Linked DNA regions of Homo sapiens: region 2 is linked to region 1. A link is a loop called in an ENCODE intact Hi-C map of the cell type or tissue named here. Cell type or tissue: CD4-positive, alpha-beta T cell. All regions are shown on one strand. Links, peaks and the distances in the headings refer to the core of each region. The heading gives the core; the rest is flanking DNA. Region 1 holds the start of SATB1-AS1 (SATB1 antisense RNA 1). Region 2 overlaps SATB1-AS1 (SATB1 antisense RNA 1).

Region 1 (8,341 bases), core at 273-8,272:
CCCTGATAACAATGTTTCCCTCTAAGCTGGTGGCTACTCTGGCAGTTTGCCCTAAAAAATGGAAGACTTGGGCCATAAAGCTACAGGAAGAGACTGTTTAGCTGGCAGGTTATCATATGGACAAGGATTACTACCAGTAGCAGTAGTCTGCAGAATTGTGTACCACAGCTCTCTACTGTTGGGTACAAGATAGGCTGCACTATCCGACCTTCTTGTCATGATTCTTTGGAGCCACACAACTAATCCTGGTTAATTCTTTGTGAGGCCATATGATGTATGGCATTTCTGGGCCATAGCATTTAAATGTCTGCATGAAACCCTCCAGAGTGATCTTTATTTTTGCCATAACAACATGAAACATTCAAGATGGCAACTGTTCCATTAGCCAGGGACCTGGAGTGACAGACATGGAACAGACCAGCTGAACTGCAATGGATTCAAACCATAACCAAGAAAACGTTTGCTGTTACAGGCCACTAAAAAATTGGAATTGTTACTCCAGCACATTGCCTATCTTGACTGATAAACAAATTTGTTCTGTTTGGCTGCAACTGGCAGGACGAAGACTAACGGTTGGAAGTTTCAGGAAGACTAATTCTGTGCAATATAAGGTAAAAAAATATATATAAGGTAAAAACATAATAAAGTATATAAAGATGAAATACTTTTGAAATTATCCATTCACTTGCACAATATATAGTGAACTCTATTCTCTGGTAAGTACGGTATAGGTAAAAATCCTTGCCTTAATGGCGGTAAGTAGTAAGTTCCCCTTCACACCCAAAATATCTGCATTGAATGGCCTCTAAAGATTTGACAGAACAAATTAACTTTAAAAATACCTTCCAACCTAGAGCTTTAGGATCTCTGATTCCTCTGGTCTTAAGAGAAAAATATGTACATATATATATATATTTTTTCTTCCTCAAGTATTTCTTTGATTCAAACCACTAACTGATCCATTGTCTTTTCACATTTTGATGTCTTTTTTCCAGCAAATAACTTCCTTCAAGGCCAATGCTGTTTTATCCTTTCCCTTGATCTTTCTTCTAATATTTAGTAGGCAATATTTTATTGTCTATTCTTTTAAGGAAATAACCAGTGCAGCTTTTGATACCAGCTACTATTATTGGCCATTTGATATGTTCCAGATTTGTCTTTCAGTCATTTAAGTCACATTTGGACTTGTTAAAAAAATCTAGTAGCACAAATGTATTATTGTGTTAGTTCATTTGAGGTGCTACAACAAATTATCTTTGACTGGGTAATTTATAAGCAACAGAAATTTATTGCTCACAGTTCTGGAAGCTGAGGAGTCCAAGATTACAGCACCAGCAGATTCAGTATCTGGTGAAGGCTCACTCCTTGCTTCACAGATGGCACTTTTGTTGCTGTGTCCTCACACAGTGGAAGGGGCAAGGTAGCTAGATTCAGCCTGTCTTACAAAGGCACTCCTGTCACTCATGAGGGTTGAAGCCTTCATGACTTAATCACTTCCCAAAGGCCCTACTTCTTAATACCATCACTTTTGATATTAGGTTCTAACACATGAACCCCAATATTGGGGGAACACTAACATTCAGACCATAGCAACTAACCAAATAATCCAGATTAAATGCCCCTTTCTTCTGAAAAATGATCTTAGCCTTGTGCTATGAAATTTGTGGCCAACTACAATATTTTATTAACATCTGAGCTGTAAGGCTTAAGAGTTTATCAAACTATGTCATTTAATGCACTGCACCCAGAATTGCATAATTCTGTATTCTAACAGAGCCCATGTGCTTTCTATACAAGACTATTGGGAGGAAAAAGCAAATTCAAAAAATGAGGGGCAAAATGGTCTCGGTTCAACTCAGAGGAGCATATCATACTTTCAGTTATAGGGGCTTGGCTGATAACTTGGGGAAGCAGATGAGTATATAAGAGTGTAAGAAAGAAAAAAAAACCTTTTTTAAAAATTTCAAATTTCTGTTCAGCTTCATTTCAGGCTTTCAGAATTGGAAAATCAACTGCCTGCTACAATAAATTACTGTTAAGCAGTAATTAAATACCGAGAATGTATTTTTTTCCATTCCAAACCTGATGTCTTTCTCAGACACAGATATTGTTACTGGTTAGGAAATGCAGCATTTTGGTAAATTAAGGCAGGAGGATTTAATGTCTCCTGGGACCTGTGGGGACAGAAAGTGATCCAAGAAGGAAAACGTTTTACTATGTTTTGCTCATTATAATCATTTATACCTTTTTGCTTTGCTTTACAAAACTAGGAGTTGTGGTGGGCACTTGTATCTTTAAAAAGGAGGGTTGGTTCCCTAAAAGAACCCTAATTCATAATTTTAAAAAATTCCTATATGTTTGGAATTGTGGTCTCGGCATAAAATGATGATCAACTGAAAAAAGATGAATAACTTCCAGTGAATTCAATAACCATGGATGAGGGGAAAAAAGCAGCATGAATACATGCTGTATTCTCCTTTATTTAGAAAAAGCACACAAAAATACAGCAGAGTTGATGTGTTTGTCACCAGGGCTTGAAAGTCGAATCAACCACTGTGTAAAAGATAAAATAAGACTGCACGGATATCAGGATTTTCCCAGCGTGCTTTATTCATAGCCATCTGACACAACAGGACCTAACAGAGCTTTTAGGAAAAACTGAATTCTCAGCCCACAATCACTTTCCAGGAACTTCCCTGCAAACAGTGCTGTGCGCTGGCAGGATGGAAATCTTAGCAATCTCCCTCCTGCTTCCATAGTTTCCTCCTCTCTAAATAAAATTATTTATGGGGACTTAATGAGAGAGCAAGCCTTGTGTGAAAGGAATTCAAGAAAGTGCGGCTTCTAAAAATACACCTAGGCAGCTCTACAGTCCTTATTGTTACAACCTGACGTTTTGCAGTTCATGCCATGAACCTAACTACACTTCTTGCCAAATACACACAAGCGTACAAAGAAGAGGAAAAGTAAAAACTATGTTACTATGTTTTATCTTTCTGCAATCCCTTTGAGTAAACAGTAGTAATTTTCTGTTGACATACTCAATGCAAATTTCCCAAAGGCTACACAATACAAAACAAAAGACCTGTTAGCTTCCTCAGAGCTGGGGGGAGGAGAGGCAGGGGGAGAGAAATAAAGTTGATGGAGCTCCAGTTTCTCCTAAGCCTGCAGTCCTGAGCCTCCAGTCACCCTAGTCTTTTTGTAGAGATTTTTTGAGTTTCAGTCTCCACTTGGGAAGGTTCCTTGGCCCCTTCTCTCCCAATGTCAATAAAACCCTCATCTCTCCCGCTTTGCCCCCAGCTTTTTGGGGAAATTGGACCTTGCCTAGGCGTCTTGTTCCAGTGGGTTGAAAAGTACAGCTGGTGATGTGAGGATAAATATTTAAACTAATGGGCTGGGTCACAGCGTGGGGGTCTTCAAGAGAGGGCCTCCTCCTCCTTCCGCCACGTGCTCCTCACTTGGGGTGCAGGGCTCCTGGACAAGGGGCTAAGACGGACGAGGGTGGGATGAAGGGAGATGGACAGACCAGACTGTAAGTGAAGGAGGCCCTCTAGGAAACATCGTCTCGACCGAACATTGACGGAGAAAAAAAAAATGGCCCAAATGCCCCTAGTGGGGAAGCATACACCCCACGCAGGCTGGGTTGGGGTGGGGGTGCTTCGCGGCCTCTCACCTGACTTCCTCCTCCGCCTGCACACACACTACAGTAACCCCCTCTACTCACCCCCCAAAACCCAGCCAAACAACAAGCAACAAGAGGAAGCCGCAGGCGACAAGAGGAGGAGTGCGCGTGTTGGGGGCCCCCGGAGAGGTGAGGGGGCAGGGTTGGCGGGCGACGAGAACCGCGCCGCGCACCCCAAGCGCACCCCCAAGCGCCCACACTTACCCCTCGAGGCTGAGGGTCCTGTCTTCCGCGCCAACCCCCGTGTGCGCCCCCTGGCCCGCCCTCGCCCCTCCGGCCCGCCGCCCCCCACACCCCGGCCGGCGCGCTGGGAGGGAGCCCGGGAGCGGTGCGCAGCAGCGGCGGCGGCGGCGGCGGCTCGGGCTCGGCTCGGCTCGGGCTTCAGTGCGCCTAGTGTCGCCAGCGGCCGCCGAGGCTCCCACCGCCAGGGGGAGAAGCCGGGCGGGCGCTGGGGAGGCGGGCCGGGCCCTGGCCGCCCCGCTGGCCAGCCCGCGCCGCACAAGCTCCGAAGCGGCGGCTACGCGGGGTCCGCCGAGCCCCCGGGCGCAGCGTGCCCGGTCCGAAGCGCCACGTCTGGATGCGCGTCCCGGGTGGCTGCGGGCTCCCGCGGGGGACGCCCCGGCCGCTCCGGTGCGCCTCCAGACTGCAGGCGCCGCGACCGACGAGACGAGAGCAGCTCCCGCCGGCCCCTTCCCCCTCCCGCCCCCGCCGCCGCCCCCTCCCCCTTCTCCCCCCCCCGCCCGTTAACATCTCCTCCCTCCCCCTCCTTCTCTTCCTTCCCTTGGCCCCGCGCGCTCGCTCGCTCGCTCCTCGCCTCGCTCTCCCCTTTAAACGCCCACTTCGTATGGGGAAAGAGGACAACTTGAAGTCAAGTTGCAATTAACTTCCGCGGCAGCCGCAGCTCCGGCGGCGGCGGCGGCGGCAGGAGAGGCAGAAGCCGCCGCCTCGGAAGTCCGACGCCGGCGCGCCCGCCCGGGGAGCCGTTCTTGGTTTCAGGCCCGCACTCGACAGCCACCGCCGCCCCCAACGTCCATGCCTGAGTGAGTTCTGCTCTTTTGCCTCCCTTTTCCCCTTGCTACTCTTGCTGTTTTATCTCTGTCCCTCTTTTTCCGGAATCAATCCAAACTTCTCCGTAGCACCCACTCCTCGTCCCCTATTGGGGCGGCTGGGCTCCCCTCTCGTGGGCGCAGGGCTTCAACGGTCTTCCGAGCCCCTTTTCTCACGCAGACGGACCTTGGAGGGGTGGGCTGGTAGAGTAGGGGAGAGCGGTCGGGATGGGGGATTTGAAGATGCCATTCGTTTTCTGTCTGGGTGTGGACACACCACCACACCTGCCCAATAGACCCTGGCTGAACAAACTCCTTCAGGTCACCGGTATGGCCCCTTTTAGAAAAGGAAAGGGGAGTGGAAAAGACCGAAGGAAGCAAATGGGGAAAAGGGGAGCCTCTCGGTGCGTTCTGGAGCCGGGCGGGCAGTAAGGTGCCTGGAGGAGTGGGCTGCGGGAGTGGTAATGTTCCCCCACCGGATCGCGAGTCTGCTCAGCATCCTTTCCCGGTCCATCTCCGCCTCCCTCCGCTCCCTGCCTGCGCGGCTGATTGTAAGCATCGGCGAAGAGGGGCCTGGGAAGTTTGTGGCAACTTCTGCATCCCGGGAGCTACTCGGGCGCCGGGGCGCTCAAGTTGGAGCCCGGAGTTTGAAAGCCGCGGCACTCCTCATTTCGAGCCCTCGCTGGCTGTAGCGAGGCCGGTCCTGGAGAGGCTGCTGGCGTGAATGTGGGTTTGGAGTTGGGCAAGAGGCAGAAGAAAGGGCCGTCCTCTTAGCAGGGGCCGGGACATCACAGGTGCAGCCTCGCAGTCCACACCGTGTTTCCCTCCTGCTGTCCAGACCCGAGCGCGGTGGCCTTTTCCTATTGCTCCAGTGCTAAGGCTCCCGGGCCGGCAGAACCGGGGTTTGGGAAACCACGACGAGAAGGACGAAGCAGGCAGGTGGCAGGTCCGGGGAGTGCCACGTGCTTACTGGGGAAACGCAGTTTCCTCTTGGGATGACCTCAGAAGACCAACAGGGGAAAGGGGCATAGGGATCTCCTTGAAAGTTTTGGCCTTGGCCTCCACTGAGGTGTTGCAAATTTCACTAACAAATGTCAACCACAGGGTCCTCTCTCAAAGTGTCCTGGTTGGCAACTTTGACCTCTGCGCCCTTCCTTGGCGAACTTTCTCAGTGGCATTCCGGACTTACAAGCAAATGTTCTAAGACTTGGACTCCACATGGTTATAAAAGAGACAGGGAAAACAGAAGGATGCCCTATTCCCCAGAGAGAACCTTACTGCTCTGACTGACTGGGTTTCCATGTTTGCATCCTTGGAGGCCAGGGGACCTGACTTTCTCAAGGGGGTGGCGGGTAGGGTAAGAATGAGTAAAATGTTACCGCTCGGTGTCAGGTTTTGTCCTAAGCAATCTGAAATTTACGGTGTTTGTACTGCTGACAGAGTAACTCATCCCGTTGAAACTTAGTTGAAATTTACACTCTATCCAAAGTGGATTTTTCTGAGATGTCAGGAATGTGAGATTTATTCTGTGGTCAAATGTAGCTGCAAAAATCAAAAACAAAAACCCATACTTTAAGTCTGAAGAAAACCAAGGTTGAGGTGTTTGCTCTAAAAACCTCTCATCTCCTGTATGGTACTACTGCTATGATTTAGCAGTAGTCCTCTATTTCTATTGCATATTATTTTCTTAGAACAGTAGTACATTCATATACTGGCTGCTCCAGTCTGCTGGCAAACATTAGCATTCAAGCTTACATTTTTGACAAATGTGCAGACAGGAATAGCATGAATAGGCATCTTAAATATTAACAACCTAAGCATCTGTTGTGAAACAAATTTAATATATTTACTCTGTTTTTCTCACATTGTTAGAAAAGGTTATAATAAGTGCATAATTTCAACTTTAGTTAGCAGAAGTAACTGGCTGTATCTTTCACTACCTCTCCAAGTGTTTATTACACAATCATCAGACATAAATACTTTAATTAACTTGGTTAAGCACATTATTAAATACACTGTAGACAATGTGTATACTATATAAAATGTAACAGTAGCAAACTATGTATTCTATTTGTACACGTTTTAAATGACTATGCATTTTATAAATATACCAAATATGTTTATTCTTCATCTTCATTTGACACTTACTACTTCATAGTTTTTTCTAATGAAAACAATATTTTAAATGTAGAGTTGTTCAGTCATAGGTAATACATAATATTTAAACAGTAGCTATAAAATACAAGGCATTGTCAAATTTGGATAATGCTACATCTAACATTATACAAGAGAAATAAAATTACAATTCAATTTTGTATTTATTTCTGAATAATGAATATAAATAATATATGAAAAAATAACGAATAGGGATTTCCCTCCTAAAGTACTACCTCCTTAAAATTTGGTGGGAGGGCAGGATGGGGGGCGGGGGGAAGATAGAGAAAGAAGACCTAAATAACTTCCAAAAGTCTGAATAGTTATTTCCAGAATCAATGCATTCCTCACTTTCCCACAAGCTGAAATATGTAATAAATAATAGTTCTTTGTATGTAAAAGTATTCAAAAGGAATGTTTTTTGTTCAGATTTGTAAGAAATTAATATATTCTTTGGTTGATAATCTACAAAAGTAGTTCTTTTGTCTCCCAGCATCTTAAGAACGACAACAAAATGAATATTGGTTTATTTCTGCAAAGAAATCTGTTGCCAGCTATATGAACCTGTGATTAAATAAGACATGATATGCTGAGTGATGGTAAAGAAATACTACATTAACTTAGTAAAGACTAAAATATCTGGAGGAGAATTTTTAGTTCTTTTTCATATGACAGGTTGTGGATTGTAAATTAGGCCTAAAAGGTCAGGTGACAGGCACCTGTTCCTCATTATTGTAAAAATATTTTGGTTACAAACACTGTTAAGCTAAACACAACATGGATATACAGCAGGGACTCTATAAAGCACTCTAGTGGGTTTTCATCTGTTCTGTAAATTTCCAAAAGGGCTATACATAGATATGCCCTTTACACACATAGTTTCTTCCATACATATTGTCTTGGATGGCTGTAATTAATATATTAGCACTTGGAATTGATGAAGTATTTAAAATAAATGCATATGACTAAAGCAATCTTCAGACTATTTCTAGACATGATGTAGTTGAATGCAAAAATGTTTTTAATCTCTTTTCCCTTTTCAATATATTGATTATCAGAATTTTGTTCATGTTATAAATAGAAACCTCCCCAGATTGCCTTTTACACTTTTTAGATAAGATGGGTTCTTATTTTAAATGCTGCCACGAAATATTTTGCTCAGTACTCATATATAAAAAGAAAATTAGTTGCTATATACTGTCATAGCTTTGTGGCATACATAAAATAGAAAAAACACGTTTTACATGAATGCTGTTAGGAAGGATATCATCATTTGATCTTCAAACTTGCCGCTTCTCTCAGGAGAGTTCAGCAATATTTCTATTGGAATTAAGGAATGGGGTTTGATTTTTATGAATGGTTTACCTTCAGATATTTCAGAGAGCAGAATAAGCATACATATTGAAAAGACCAAAGTGGCACAAGGCTGCAAAATATTAAAGGTGCCAGGTGCTTTTAA
Region 2 (8,341 bases), core at 12-8,011, 54 kb before region 1:
AGCACTTAAGTGCACAGAGAAGGAGGAAGAAACCACCCAAAATCCCACTACCAAAAGAAAAATTCACGGTAATAATAGTGACTTAACAGTCTGAAAAACTCATTTCCAATCATTCCTCTTTTCATATTTTTAACAGTTAAAATGGTAAATGCCATACTAAAGTATAGTATAAACATGTTTCATGAGAATAAAACTTTTTTCATTGATAATCTTAAGGAAGGCCAGGCGCAGTGGCTCATGCCTGTAATTTCAGCACTTTCGGAGGCCGAGGCAGGCGGATCACGAGGTCAGGAGATCGAGGCCAACCTGGCTAACACGGTGAAACCCCGTCTCTACTAAAAATAGAAAAAATTAGCCGGGCGTGGTGGCACGTGCCTGTAGTCCCAGCCACTCAGGAGGCTGAGGCAGGAGAATTACTTGAACATGGGAGGCAGAGGCTGCAGAGAGCCAAGATCATGCCACTGCACTCCAGCCTGGGCAACGGAGTGAGATTCTGTCTTAAAAATAATAATAACAATCATAATCATCTTAAGGACTACATAATGTTATTTTTAATGAGTATGTCACATTTTACCATGGAAACATGGGCGTATAGTTCTGTTGATTGTTTGTTTTTCATTTTATTTTGCTATAAAAAGTAATATTGAAAAGAAACATCCCTGGGCAAAAAATTCTTTACATTCCTGTTATTTTTAGGACAAAGAACTTCTGGAAATGTAATTTTAACAGAGTGTTTAGTTTGCCTGTAAGTTAAGAAGAGTCTTCTTGTACTCTTAACAAAAGTACTCTTATTGCTATAGACAGCTCTATGACATTACATAAAGTTTTAAACCCCATTCCATGGTTTGTCAGTATTCCTCCAGCTCATGAAAACAACTCTGTCTACACTTGCGGTTCATGCAGACAGACTTATGAACTGGACAGGGGGAGGAATGGGAGGTAGGAGATAATGAACTAGATTTGAAAGTGTCCCTGTCTTTCCCAGCAAGGAGAGAATGAAATATTTTCTTAAGTGAGGCAGAAGCCTAGCACTGAGGAAAAGAAGGGAAGAGTTGCTCTTTTTCACAGTGTGAGGCTGTGCTTGAATCTCTCCCAGACTGAGGCCTAGTGGCCCCTGGGTGGCCTCTGTATTATAAAAAGGAGGCCCTCTTTGAAGGTAGTGGGCACAAGAAGATAAAGTGTTTTTCATACATAACTGAAAATAGCGTGAGCTGTAGAGAGACATTCAGAAATGGGGATTCATAGCAAAATAATTTAATTAAACTCAATGTATCCTGCAAGCAAGAAGACCTGGTGTAAGGTGAGAAAATAATTGTATCTTTCTCATTCTCTGTCTCAGCAGATGACTCAGATCTAGCAGTTTGCTGGAGGTGGCAGTCACCAGCTGAAAAGAGCTGACTGATAAACATTCAGGAATTTTGCAATCTGGTTTGGTAACTTTAAATTGGTCATGACACAGTATTTACAGCATGGAAACCAGCAAATACTACAAGTCACACCTTTCCAGACCCTTCCCATCCCCAGAGATCTGGTGTATCTGTTCAGCACACCTCAGATCCAAAGCTCCTTTTCTGATTTCTCTCCCAAATTCAAGACCCATTATTGACACTACATTCAGGACATCCCTATTTGTCTCAAATTCATTAGATGACTCATTATTCTCTCCCAGGTATGATCTTACTAGTGTGCTCTGTATTTCTGTTAACAATTTATCATCTTCACAAACAGCAGCAACCAAAACCTGACAGCCATATTTGACACTTTACTAAGTAATAAACAAGAAGAAGGACAAAAAGGAGGAGAATTAGTCAATAAAGTAATTTCTTATGTCAGCCCTTGTGATAAGCCTTTTACATACATTCCTATAACATCTCTTAAAGAAGGTATTATTCTAGCTGTGCAAAGGGAAAACAAGTTCAGGGAGGTTATGTTACTTACCAGACTTTGCCAGCTAATAAGTTTCAGAACTATGGTTTGAGACTCTGAGTATAACCCAATATGTAAACCAATATGCCATATTTCTAATCAATTAATTGCAAAATCTGCCCTCTAGAACTTTTTCATTGTTTTAAGGAGGTATTATTTGCATACAATGAAATGCTCAAATCTTAAATGTGCATTCCCCCAGTGTTGATGAAGATAAACTGTTGTATAACTCACACTCCTATCTATATATATAACATTTCCATTGCTCAAGCACATTTCCTCCTTGTTTGTTCCAGTCAATCCCCGCTTGTTACAGTCAGCATAACACTGCCCTAACAAAATATTACAAATTGAATGACTTATAAACAACATTTATTTCTCACAGCTTTGGAGGGTGGAAAGTCCAAGATCAAGGCACTAGCACATTCAATGTCTGGTGAGGGCCTGTTTTCTGATTTATAGATAGTGCCTTCTTGCTGTTTTTTTCACTTGGTGGAAGGAGCAAGAGAGATTTCTGGAAACTTTTAATTGGGATTAAGGGCAGTAAATCCCAATTATGAGGGCTCTGTCCTGCTGACCTAATCACCTCCCAAAGTCCCCACCTCCTAATGTCATCACACTGGTAAGTAGATTCAACATATGAATTTGAGAGAGACACAAACATTCAGACCACAGAACCACTGCTTTATTTCATCACAGGTGAGTTTTACCTATTCTGGCCCTTCATATAAATGAAATCATATAGCATATACTCTTTTGTGGAAAACTTCTTTAGCTCAGCATTTTGAGAATAATTTATATTATTTATGTATATCAGTAATTTGTATATATTTATTGCCAAGTAATATTCTATTATATGAATAAACCAAAGTTTGTTTATCTACTGTTTTATTGATGGACATTGGAGTGACTGGCTATTATGAATAAGGATGCTTTAAACATTCTTGTACAAATCTTTTTGTTGACACATGTCTTCACTTCTTTTTAGTAAAACCTAAAAGCATAAATGGTGAGTCGTAGGACAGGTGTATGTTTACATGAGAAATTGCCAGACTAATTCCTAGGTCGTTTTGTCATTTTATACTCTCATTATCAGTGTATGGTGATTCCACTTGTTTCACATCCTCAACAACACTTAGTATTGTCAGTCTTTTAGTTGTAGCCATTCTAGTGACTCTGTAGTAATAACTCATTGGTTTTAATTCACATTTCTCTAATGATTTATTATGTAGACCTAGACATCAAAGAAAACACAGGCATATATCTTAGTGACTTAAGAATAACAAAAAATTCCTTTTACAAGACACAGAAAGCACTCACTATTAAAGGAAAAGCATAAAGATATAGTAGACTTCACAGAAATTAAAATCGTAAGAAAATAGGTTTAAAAGCCACATGTATGTACATATAATATATACATGCAAAGGACTTGTACCTAGACTATGTAACAATTTCTATAATGCAATTTTTTTAATCCAGTGGAAAATTATGGGCAAGAGATTTGAACAGGCACTTCACAAAGGAATATATATATACGCACACACAAAATGACCAAAAAGCACATGAGAAAATGCCTCATAGCATTTCATCATTACCTTTTATAGAAGCCATCACTTTTTATTTTTGTACCACAGTTTGTGAAAGTATAACTCCCAACCCAAACTGTATAAACCTGAAAGTACAATGAATATTTAAGGCACCTTTGTCCTACCTCCAAGGTATATGTACATGTGGAGGAGTGAGAGACTCACAAATATTTTTAAATCATTGAGCAAATGAATTAACATTGTATATCTTAAGACATTTTAGCAGACATTAATATTGCAAACAAATGAAGCAGTAATAAGGCAGTGCCTAGAGAAGAAAAAGAAAACAGATAACAAGAGAAATAAGCCTAAGAAGTGAGGGGGCGGGGGGAAGTATTTCTCACAGACAAATGAAGTGAATTTAAAACGCTAGTGTAAAATAAAAGAGGAAATAGGGTTAGTAGAATAAAACAACAAAGATAATGTGAAGCAAACTTTCCCAAAATAAGACACCTACTCTTTTGCATGGGCAACCCATCTCTGTGTGGGTAATTTTGCATTAACAAAAGCCCAGGGGAAGCTATCAGACCAAAACAGGAAGCCGTGCATGTGTGCTCAGGTGGAAGTTGCCAAGACATGCCCCTTGTGTACTCTGATGTGCATTCTGCTTGCCAGAAAACTCAGATTCCTTGTCAGAAGTTAGACCCAGAAAATGCAGATAGCATCATTATTGCATCCACAGTAGTGTTTTCAGATTCTGGTGACATCATCTAGGAATTCTCAGCCATGATAATTTTAACTCCTATGGGGCATTCTCTTTCTGAGATAAAATTTGTCCACTGAGCCATTTGTGAATGACTTATATGAAACCCATTCATCCCCATGATTCAAAGACTACTGTTCAGTATTTATAGTAACTCTATAAGGAATTTTCTAGAACTATAGGCTTACTCGAACCATCTTTATAATTATTTCAAAATAATAAGGCACATTGTTTCAGATGATGACCTCAAGACTCAGTTATTTTCAGGCTAAATCTCTGAATATATTTCAATGATCTTATTTCTATCTCAAATTTCAAACTAATTTGTATAAATCATTTAATTTCCATGTGAAAGACTTTTTTCTCTCCTGATCAGATACTAAAATATCAGAACTTTGAAACGTGGAAATTCTGACCAATAAATGCAATTTTCATGATTTTTCTTTTTGGGATTCTCAGGAGGAAAAAAAACCTCACCTATTGAATAAGTTACATTTCATGACTAGGGCAGTAAATTAGTGGATTCGAGGTAAACTCTGGGTGAGGTGTATATGGGTTCTGGGAATAGAACCAAAAACAGAAGTTTAAAAAAAGAGAGAAGCTTGAAAAAATTTAGAGAACCCTAAAAAATGAAATTCCAGAGGGATATCTTATACTTAACTGTAAAATATGTGTGCTTGTGTGTGTGTGTGTGTGTGTTTGTGAGGGTGGGTTGGGGGTGTATGGGAGTCAGAAAATGAAAAACTTAAGTGAAAGTTATAGTTTTGTTGGGAAAACCTTCAAGGCTGAGTTTTTCTGTCATGAAATCAACACATAAAGCTATTTTATAAACAAAGGAGATGGAGACAGTTAACTTATAAATAGATCTAATTCACACACTCATTCATTCATAATTTAAATCCTGCAACAGGAAATAGAGCATATTCTAAACTTAATCTCATCCCCTTCTTCAATGCATTATGAAGCTCAAGACATAGTTTTGAAACAAATTAAAGATACTATCTTTATGTAAAGGATAAAATTTGTTATCCTAAGATATAGTAAGTGGGTTTAGCCAATGTGAATCTTGTGTCTTAGGCTCACCCAAAAGTCCTATAAATGAATCCAACCTAACCTTAGAATGCCCATAACTACATGCACACTGAATTTCTGTCTGACCACCTGGACTTCAGCCCAAACTGTCATGCTCTCCTTAGCTTCCAGGTTCCACATCTCAGCTCCTGACATTGCTTTAAGTTCTTCTGAGTTTGGTGCCCTTGTCTCAGCCCTTCATTCCCACCATGCTCTCAAGACTTCAGTATTCAGTCTCTCACACCAGATCTCCAGGTGAGAGTCACCCACATAGCAACTTGACCCAGGTTGGTGAAACCAATCAAACATTTGCTTACTCCCATCAAGATTCCTACAGGGAAAGGGTTACATTCAGTAATTCTATTTGCCATCTTTGTTGCAAGCATTCTCTTCTTTTTCTAGAAAATGTCTCCTAGAAACTAAATCAAATGCAGGAGATGGCTTGGCAGTTACCAAGAGAAGTCATTGAAATAACTCCTGCAAAGTCATAAACTGTTGAGGAAGCAGAAACTAAGGACTGGCCATTTGCTTTTTTTAAACACCAAGCTGAACAAATTTTCTAGCTGTTTCTAAGAACTAGAAATTGTAATTCATTCCATTATACCTTGATAAAGTTGGGAAATATGAAATAGTTGACACCAACTTAAAGGAATTAACATGTCTGGGAATGTTTGAAATGACATTTTGGATTTCGGAGTGAATATGCAGACACATAAATGAGCTGAGTAAAACATCAGGGTGTTATTATACTAAAGATTCATAAAACAATAGCAAACTGTACAAAAATATTGCTTTCCTTGCACACTCTGCTCAAAGAGAATTTCCCATTTTACTTTTAACATTTGGATCCAACTGTTTTTACAGCCATCTCTTTGGTGTTAAAACGGAGGATAAACATATTTATCTCTAAGCAAAACATACCCAGAAAGTAAGAACTCCTTTAAAAAATGACTATGCCTGAGATGCCACCTCAGAAGTATTATTCTCTAATTGAAGACAACCATCTAAAATACACATACAACATACACACAGATGTTGTGTGTATGCCAGATCTGAAGCCAGAGACCTAGATAAACATAAGGCAAGGAGAAGCCACCAAAACCAAATGGCAGAGTACTCTTCAACCTGGGGGATGGACATACTACCTCAAACCATTCTTGAAGCCTCCCTTATTTCTCATGTTTTCTCAATGAATAGCTAAAAGGAGAAAAAAGTGCTGTGGCCAGGATTGGGAGAAAACAAAATTAAATGGTTCAAAATTCTAGAATGACATCAAGGTAAAGGCAAATTGATTACAGTTATCATTTTCTTTGTCTTTTCCAATTTATAGTAAACGGACTCTGAGAATACATGCTTGGGGCTCTTCTGCTCTCCTTGACTGCCCTCTCTCAGGGTAATGATGGCTTAGATTTTCCAATAAAAAATCTGATATAGAATATATATACATCCTAAAAAAGATGTATGTACATCATTTTTCAGATGTTTAATATTTTTTAAATGCTCAAAGAGGGTCTCATATTTAAAGGTCTCCCCAAAATTATATATGTCTAAGTTCTAATTTTGGCATTTGGGACTATAATGTGCATCATATAAGAATAGTATTCCATTTCAGAATTAGTGAATGGGTTTGCTACACCAGAACATCAGACTTCAGCATGTTATTTTTGTATTTTGTTTTACATCACAATTCAGATCATTTTTGTGACTACCTATCCCTTTCTAATTTGAATTTTGCTGATGGTTTAAAGCTTTTTTCTTTCTATCCATTCTTTTTTCTTTCTATCCATTCTAAGTTAGCATCTTACATTTTCCCCGCAGGGTTTTATTCGTGCATAATTCTTTGGCACCCCAGGCAGCAGGCTCTGAAACAGTTCTTGAGCTTTCTGTGGCCCCCAAACCATTCCAAGGAAAATGGGCAACTTGGGAGCATCCTGAAGGATTTGGTGCCTGGGGTAACATGTACTGTTTGTTTAGTGAATTAGCACCTCAGAAAAAGATCGTAAAAGAAGGTGTTCCTAATGGCATGGAGTGCAAAAATAGGAGGCTGATGCAATCTGTTTCAGCACTATTTGGTGCTCCGTCAGCACTATCCAAATTTTAGTCTCTGGTTTAAAATTGATAACCTAGAAGATGTTTTTAGCCATGTTTACAGTATTTGAAGATACTATTTAGAAGATGTCAGCTGGAATCTGTGATCTTGGAGGCGCTTTGTATGAGAATGTGGTTTATTTGGTCACGGAGAATTCAACTGCCTATCTTGTTCTCTTGTGCCTCTTTGCTGGAATGTGGTGCAAATTTTCCAGGGATCTCAGTTCCGATGTAGATTTTTAAAAAAAAATTCTGTACTGTAGCAATAAATTTATAATAACTATCTTAAGATCTAAATATATAAAACAAGTGAAAAGGATACCTGCATTATTAGGGTAGTAACAATGATAGCTACCGTTTATGCTGTGCTAACTAGGGCACAGTTATAAGACTAAGCTATTCGCATACATCTAATCTTTATAATAATGCTACAACTTAGGTACTATTATCTATATTTTTACAGATAAAGAAACTAAGCCTTTACATTGCTAAAAAAGTGTTGCCTTAACTCCAAAGTCTAAGTTTTTGACCTTTACACTACACTGCCTCTTTCTCTAATGCATTTAAGTATACTTTGAAAATGTATAACAATCTCTACAAATGTCAGGTGGTACTCTTACCATGGCTACTAGAAAAGAGTCTTAATCTTGCACTATTCTTATTGCTACCATCTAAAGGAAGTGATACCCTAAAGTGGTAAGAATGGTACAGCTATCCTTGTGAGCCATTTAAGTGAGTGTAGTTATACCTTGGGAATTGGGTGCAGTAATACTTCAAAACCAGTGTTTTACACTTTTAAGAACTCAAGATATAGGCCAATGTCACAAGAAGCTGTTGCTATTTATTTCTGAGTGAGAGAAGGAAGAGTCTTGATAAAAAACAAAAAATAAAAAAGCAAACAAAACAACTACTTCAAGGCTGATGAAGGCCTACCTTGGATGCCTGCATTTTTCTGAGGCAGTTACAA

Evidence for each region. A loop is a pair of places that touch in the nucleus more often than their neighbours do. Peaks named below come from ENCODE experiments on the same cell type or tissue, not always from the same donor. Only the 100,000 strongest peaks of a DNase experiment are listed, where the experiment ranks them.
Region 2: it touches region 1 in a loop (3-fold over the local background); 7 of 110 quality-filtered maps call a loop at or near these places.

What each region holds. Positions count from the first base shown.
Region 1 is chr3:18,440,988-18,449,328 of GRCh38, reverse strand. It overlaps SATB1-AS1 (SATB1 antisense RNA 1), which reads right to left and starts at 4,092. Exons shown (of 7, transcript NR_125803.1): 1 at 3,887-4,092. It also overlaps a transcript of SATB1 not described here. RefSeq lists a silencer at 3,967-4,186. In CD4-positive, alpha-beta T cell, for the core only: a CTCF peak has its summit at 3,592; DNase peaks (open chromatin) are centred at 3,698, 4,118, 4,458 and 5,518; H3K4me3 peaks cover 6,097 bases; H3K27ac peaks cover 3,103 bases.
Region 2 is chr3:18,495,187-18,503,527 of GRCh38, reverse strand. All of the region lies in intron 4 of SATB1-AS1 (SATB1 antisense RNA 1), which reads right to left. Among named protein-coding and RNA genes, the nearest start is that of SATB1-AS1, 54 kb to the right of the region's middle. In CD4-positive, alpha-beta T cell, for the core only: no CTCF peak of the experiment used is centred there; a DNase peak (open chromatin) is centred at 4,057; H3K27ac peaks cover 672 bases.